2 separate regions of the Homo sapiens genome follow, and region 1 is linked to region 2. A link is a contact called in ENCODE Hi-C data. All regions are on one chromosome and are shown on one strand. The core of a region is the stretch at or near the end of the contact, and the rest is flanking DNA. Distances in the headings are between cores, read along the strand shown. Region 1 holds the start of LINC02321 (long intergenic non-protein coding RNA 2321). Region 2 holds the start of GPR68 (G protein-coupled receptor 68).

Region 1 (3,476 bases), core at 801-3,300, 420 kb before region 2:
ATTTTTGTATTTTTAGTAGAGACGGGATTTCACCATGTTGGCCAGTCTGGTCTCGAACTCCCGACCTCAAGTGGTCTGTCCACCTCAGCCTCCCAAAGTGCTGGGATTACAGGTGTGAGCCACCACGCCCAGCTGACATCAGGAGTTTTAAAGAGAAATCACGAACTAGGTGGGCACAAGGGACCTGGTTGTTCCTGGGGAGTTGTATCAGCAAACAGGTTTGAAGTTTGCACTTCGGACACGTTACTGTGAAAAAAAGAAACTAATTCTCATTTTGTGTGAAGGAGCCTGATAGACACAGGATCTGCTTCAGTGAGGAATTGTGAGTGATCTTCCCCTGCACAAGGCCAATAGGGTGCAAGGTTTCCACAGTTCAATTCAACAAACGTTTATTGAGTACCTACTATGTGCCGGACACAGTGTTAGGCCTTAGTGATACAATATTGTGTAGGGTATGGTCCCATCCCTCAAGGAACTCACAGTCTAGTGGGGGAAAGAAGTGAGCAACAGCTCTGCAGCCGGACCCAGAGGAACGCCAGGAATTAACTGTGGTGGGTGCTCCAGTAAGTCTTCCTGGAGAATGTTGCCCCCAAGCCAAGCCTTGAAAAAGGATCTCAGGTCCAGTCTGCTCACCAACCCTCACCATCTAACAAAGTGGTCCTGGGTTTTCAAAACTCTTGCACTCAAAATAGGGTCCCAGTATTCAGACATATGCAGTCCCAGATCACCCCCGACCATCAGATGAGAAAAACCCAACAATCTGGTCTCCTTTCCTGCAGCAAAGCACTTGGTGGTCAGAAGGGTTGGGGGTGAAGGTTTATGGGATCTGCTGGACAGCTGGTGAGGCATACAGACACTTCTGGTTATTATCTTTCTCCCAAATCAAATGCTAAAGGTACTAAAACCATGCTGACTGCATGAACCATTCCCTGGGGACTGGTAGGGCATTCCATTCCTCCCCACATTTGGGAGTCCAAACTGGGGTGGAGGGGTAAGAAGTAAAAGGTCTGGGTCAAGTGCTGCCCATCAGCTTGTTCATGATCAGGTACCCTTCAGTTTCCTTATTTGTAAGAGGAGAGTGCTAGTCAAGGAGGTCCTGGGCTCTGGTCGTTGATTCTGTCCTGTCAAAGTGAGAGTGGCTGGAATGGGATTGGTATATGGGTGCTCCCATACAGCTGAGGTTCCTTTCTGAGCTCTCAGGAAGCAAATTAAAAAAAAAATAATAATAATTACCAGGTGAGATGGCTCACAGCTGTAGTCCCAAGCACTTTGGGAGGCCGAGGCGGGTGGATCACCTGAGGTCAGGAGTTCGAGACCAGCCTGGCCAACATGATGAAACCCGTCTCTATTAAAAATACAAAAATTAGCCGGGTGTGGTGGTGGGCACTTGTAATCCCAGCTACTCGGGAGGCTGAGGCAGAAGAATCGCTTAAACCCGGGAAGCAGAGATTGCAGTGAACCAAGATCACTCCACTGCACTCCACCCTGGGTGACAGAGTGAGACTCCATCTCAAAAAAATAAAAAATGAAAAATAAAAATAAAACGAATAATAATAATAAGGCATCTGAAAAAACTCTTGAAGTTAGGAAACCTGGATTTGATTTTCATCTCTGTAACTGACCTGCCGTGTGACCTTGTGAAAGGCGTGTCCCCTCTCTGGGGGTGTCAGTGGACTAATTCCCGAGTTAGCTGTGGGGGGAGATGATCACTGGCATTTAACAGTAAGGTGGGGCTTCAGAAGTCCATCTACTGCGAAGCAAGAGAAAACTCCACGGAATACACGACTGAAACGAGTGGGAAGCCAGATGTGTCACGGACGTAGGGAGGGGAAGATGAAGGTCCCAGCAAAATCCCGGGAACATACCTGTCAAAGGGTCAGCGAGAAAACCAGTCCCTTGGCTGGTTGAAAGGAACACTTGATTCTTTGTCAGAAAGCAGCCTTGCGCTTCTAAGGGGTCTGCTGTCTGAAAGAAGCCTTCGAGGCTCGCAGACCTGGGGAAGAACTCAACCTGCCTTCAGCCCATGGGGACTGGGGCCGGCGCGGCTTTCTGGAATCGAACGGAACGAGGCGACCAGGCGCGGCGGCGGCAGCCAATGAGGGAGCCTCCTGATGAGGTCATGCAGTTCCTGGGCGCTTCATTGGCGGATCCTTCGCGGGGCCGCGGCGGGGGCCGCAGGGCGGAGCGAGGCGGGGCGAGGCGGGGCGGAGGCGGTGCCTGCCAGAGCCCGGACCTAAAACCGCGGTTCGATTTTCCTTATTTCCTCCCAGCGCTTATTTCCCCTGAGCGCGATGGGTCAGGCCCTTCTTAAGAGAGCAGTGAAAATACCCAGAAAAAAGGGCTTTTACTCACTCCAGAGACTGGGTTTACTTATTTTGGGTGAGCCCTCATTTTCTTTAGTAAAAGTGGAGGGTTGTTTAGTTTTGTTTCAATCCAGGCCAAACGCACTATTAACTCTAACCATTTAGCAACGCTGAGAGAATGTCCCTTGGTAGCCTTTTATTTGCCCACTGTGGTCCTCTAACCCGCTGTGTTGGGAGCACCGAACACCAGCTTTGTTCCACAGACGTGGAAACAGACCCAGGCGACTTGCCCAGGGTTATGTGGCCATTCAGTGGGACAGTGGGGGAACAGAGAACTAAGCTTTTGGTCCCTGCTGCCTGCCCAGGGGACCCACTCTCATGACCCTGGGTCACAGCCCAGGGCTCCCCACAGCCCAGGGCTCCCCACAAGGAAAGGCAGTCAAGTCAACCTTGCTGCTTCCTGTTGCAAGCTTTTGATACATCAGTTTCATTTTCAAAATACCGCCCAGAGTAGTCTATGGTCAGCAGAAAGATGCTGACAGCACTGTCTATTCTAGGAAGTTATTTTCGAATGAACTACAGTGTGAGGGACGGTTGGAATGTCCCTGATGCTGAAGGAGCCTGGCAGCTATTACGCTGGTCCTCAGCCCACCAGGCCTTCCTTTTTAAGAGGTATCTAGGAACTTGCATAATGCCTCTGTTTTGTTGCAGTCTAAGGGCGCTGACCCTTTGCCCAGAGAGAAGCGGAGTTTTAAGTGATGTGTACAGGACACTCTTCTAAGGATGAGACCCTGGCACTTGGCCTGGGCCCTCAAATATGCGTTGAATGACTGATACAGCCTGAATGCCTGTTATCAGACTCAGAGATTGTGTGGGCCAGGGAAGGCAGGCAGCAGAGAGAGTGCGGGCAGGCCGGGCGCGGTGGCTCACACCTGTAATCCCAGCACTCTGGGAGGCCGAGGTGGGCAGATCACTTGAGCTCAGGAGTTCAAGACTAGCCTGGGCAACATGGCAAAACCCTGTCTCTATTTTTATTTAGAAAGAAAGAAAGAGAGCGAGAGAGAGAGAGACAAAGAGAAAGAAAGAAAGAAAAAGAAAGAAAGAAAGAAAGAAAGAAAGAAAGAAAAAGAAAGAAAGAAAGAAAGAAAGAAAGAAAGAAAGAGGAAAGAGCAG
Region 2 (3,319 bases), core at 639-3,138:
AGTGCCTTCCCTTCTACTGTTCCCTGAGGACAGGCACCCCCAGATGGAAACTCTGACTTGCCCTCTACCTCATCTCCACAGGAACCTTCCTCCTCAAAAATCAAAGAACACAGTGGATGCGAAAATATTCCATAAATGGAAAAACGTAGATGTAGAGAAGAACTAAGCCACATCTGTCGAGGGCCCTGCACTTGCCAGGCAAGTTTCTGAATGTCTGTTCTCTCTTTCAACACCACTCTCATCAGCTCCCACTTTACAGATAAAGAAACTGAGGCTCAGAGAGATGAACCAACCTGCTGAAGTCTCTGCAGTTGAGATGCGGCAGGCCAGGTCTGGAACTCGGACTGGTCCATACTTTCCTTCATGCTGTGCTGACTATCATGATCATCCCAGAACCACCACCCTCAAGCCCCCAGCTCAGCCAAGCTCCAGTCCTCACAGATGCTGCAGCAATGGCCACCAGGCTTGGTCCTGGCCTGGCCCCTTCACCTGGACTATGCTTTAGCAGGTCAACCATGTTTTCAACGCCCACTGAGGAAAACCAGCCACGTGGCCAGTCCGTAGTTTGGGAAGGCATTGGAGAAAAGAATCAAAATAACACTTTATTACCCAGCTAAAAAATTGAGAAAAACTATAGAGTGACTCAACGCCTGAAAGCAAATCTTTAGCAAATGCAAATCAGCATAGAGGTCTCTGAGGACTTTAATGACCAAGAGAAATTAAGCTCCCAACAGGAAGGAAAGGCCTCTCTGACTAAGCTAGGAGTCTCTTGCATGTCCCAAGTCAGAAGGCGGAGGTGCCTAAATGCTGGATTCCAGCTGGCACATAAATAGTGATCTAACTCGCCCCCCCTTTCGTGCAGCACACACCGGCACGCACACAGACAGTTACTCATGGTGCCAGGGCTGCTCACGGAACCCCAAACCCACAAGAGCTGGGGAGTTTCCCCAGGGCCCAGCTTCCTTTTCCTTCAGTTGGCCAAACCTCTGCATGCTTTAAGCAAGGCTGTTTCATTTTCTGAAAGTGCTTTATTTTTCCCTCTGAGGAGAGGGGAAACATCAGGATGCATTTTTCCTTAGTCCCCATTTTCCCCCCAGATCGCCTCACTCCAGCAACAACGTGGACCATAGCATCTCACTTCTAGAACCCTTGTCACTGTTTCAAAGGTCAGTCCCATCTGGGCCCACGAAGTCCCTGTGAGTCAGGTGGGCTGGCATTGCTAAGCCATTTCTCAGAACCTGAAGCCCAGAGAGGCTAATGCAGGGAGGCTCAAACTCACACAGTCAGTTGGGGTGGATCTGAATCCAGAACCCACGTGTCTAGGCACCAACTTGCTGCCTTTGAGCTTTTTGGATCACAAGCAATAGCAAGAAATACACCTGACATCGCGACCCAGAACACAGACACACACACACACACACACACACACACACACACACACATCTGTACAAAGCAACAAACTTCCCCAAAGCAATACTTACCCTACTTCTTGCCACGCACTCTGATCATTTCTATTCTATTTCAATTTTTTAAATGCAGGTCATGAGCTATGAAGTTGATTTACTGACCCATGAATGGGTCACAACCCGCAGTTTGGAAACAGCTGGATGGACCCCCACCTGTGCTTTCCAGCTTCTCCTAGAGCCTCAGGGCCCCAGGAAGGCAGTGTGGTCTCTGCAACCAGGTGAGGAGCAGGCAGCTGCTGAAATCAGGATGGAGGGAGTCCTCTGAGGGGGGACTCTGAAACGAGTCCTCTCTGACTCTGCCTGCCCCAGCTAGGCTCTGCCTTCAAACCTCAAACAGCTGGGCTTCCTGCAGAGGCTCTGCAGGAGCCTGGGCACCCTTGCAGCCACGATCCCAGCTCTCCCTCCAGCGACTTCCCGCAGCCTGAACCTCCCAGCTCCGGCTAGAAAATCCCCAGCTGGAGGCTGCCCATTCCCGAGCTGAGGCAGAATCATGTGAACTCCAATCTGGTGTCAGGCTGGGCGGTTGCCGAGGAACCACTCGCCAGCCAGAGGCTGAGGGCGGCGGAATGGCTCTCTCCACGCATCTTCCTCTGCTCTCCATGCAACCCAGAGTCAGTGAGCAGCCTCGCTGGGAATGTGAAAGCCTGAGCTAGGGGCAGGTGCCCTCAGGACTGTGGTGGGGGGATACAGGAGGAGGGGGTGGGCTAATTCTAGCCACCTTTCAGCACCTACAGGATACCGGGATCCAGGCAAGGGTGGGGGAAGCCGCCAACATCTGGGTCACTGGGGCTCAACCCTGGCCATGTGCATGAGAACATACCTGGGAGCCTACAAAAAAAATACCAATGCCCGGGCCCCACCCGGGGCTGGTTAAATCATGTTTCCTGGAAGTGACGTGCCAGCATCAGTGGCTCTAAAGCTCCCTGGACTGTTCTAAAGTGCAGTGAAGGTGGGCAGCCACGGATGTGGTGAAGCAGGTAGGATCCTGTTTGGCAGAGCAGCAGAGCGAAGGCAGTGGAGCTAAGGCTCTGGGCATCAGTAAGGATAGGGCGGGCATCAATGTTTTCAACTGTGTCGGTCCCCAGAGAAGGAATCAAGCCCAGGGCTCTGGCCCCGGGGGCCCTTCTGGCTCTCAGGAGCACTTACTAAACTCCCTCCCTCACACACATAACACGGAGGATGGAAAGGCCCAGCATTTTGGCGTAACCACCTCCCTCCAAGGCAGACTCCTTGGAAGCTGATTATAAGCTACGTTGCCAGAGCCAGGAAGCCAACAGATACGGTGCATGGGGCCACTGGGGGTGCGAGTCCTTCCTGCTGGAAGTGGCCAGAGCCCTGTGCTTGGTCCCTGCTCTGGGGACCAACACAGTTTAAAACACTGATGCCCATCTTATTCATGCCAAGAGCCTTGGCTCCACTGCCCTCACTCTGTTGGTAGGGGGTCTAAGGAAATCCCCTTCAGTGGGGCCTGGGCCCTCCAAGCAAATGCTACCACATAGCAGGCCTTTTAAAAACTATTTCCGGCCAGGTGCGGTGGCTCACGCCTGGAATCCTAGCACTTTGGGAAGCCGAGGCGGGTGGATCACCTGAGGTCAGGAGTTGGAGACCGGCCTGGTCAACATGGTGAAACCCCATCTCTATTAAAAATACAAAAATTTGCTGGGGGTGGTGGCGCATGCCTGTAATCCTAGCTACTCGGGAAGCTGAGGCAGGAGAATCACTTGAACCTGGGAGGCAGAGGTTGCGGTGAGCTGAGATCATGCCATTGCACTCCAGACTGGGCGACAAAAGCGAAACTCCGTCTCAAAAAAAAAAAAGTTTCCTACGTCAGTTGCTTCTTGCAGGCCTTATGT

What was found. A loop is a pair of places that touch in the nucleus more often than their neighbours do. Pooled maps may share reads with other maps.
Region 1: a pooled map shows a loop between it and region 2 (4-fold over the local background). The contact joins the promoter of LINC02321 here to the promoter of GPR68 in region 2. A Hi-C loop is called at or near these places in 1 of 37 single-sample maps with no recorded cell type and 10 of 50 pooled maps.

What each region holds. Positions count from the first base shown.
Region 1 is chr14:90,826,124-90,829,599 of GRCh38, forward strand. It overlaps LINC02321 (long intergenic non-protein coding RNA 2321), which reads right to left and starts at 2,051. Exons shown (of 4, transcript NR_184259.1): 1 at 1,866-2,051. RefSeq lists a silencer at 2,082-2,341.
Region 2 is chr14:91,242,816-91,246,134 of GRCh38, forward strand. It overlaps GPR68 (G protein-coupled receptor 68), which reads right to left and starts at 1,889. Exons shown (of 2, transcript NM_001177676.2): 1 at 1,482-1,889. RefSeq lists enhancers at 417-526, 1,586-2,087, 1,607-1,656.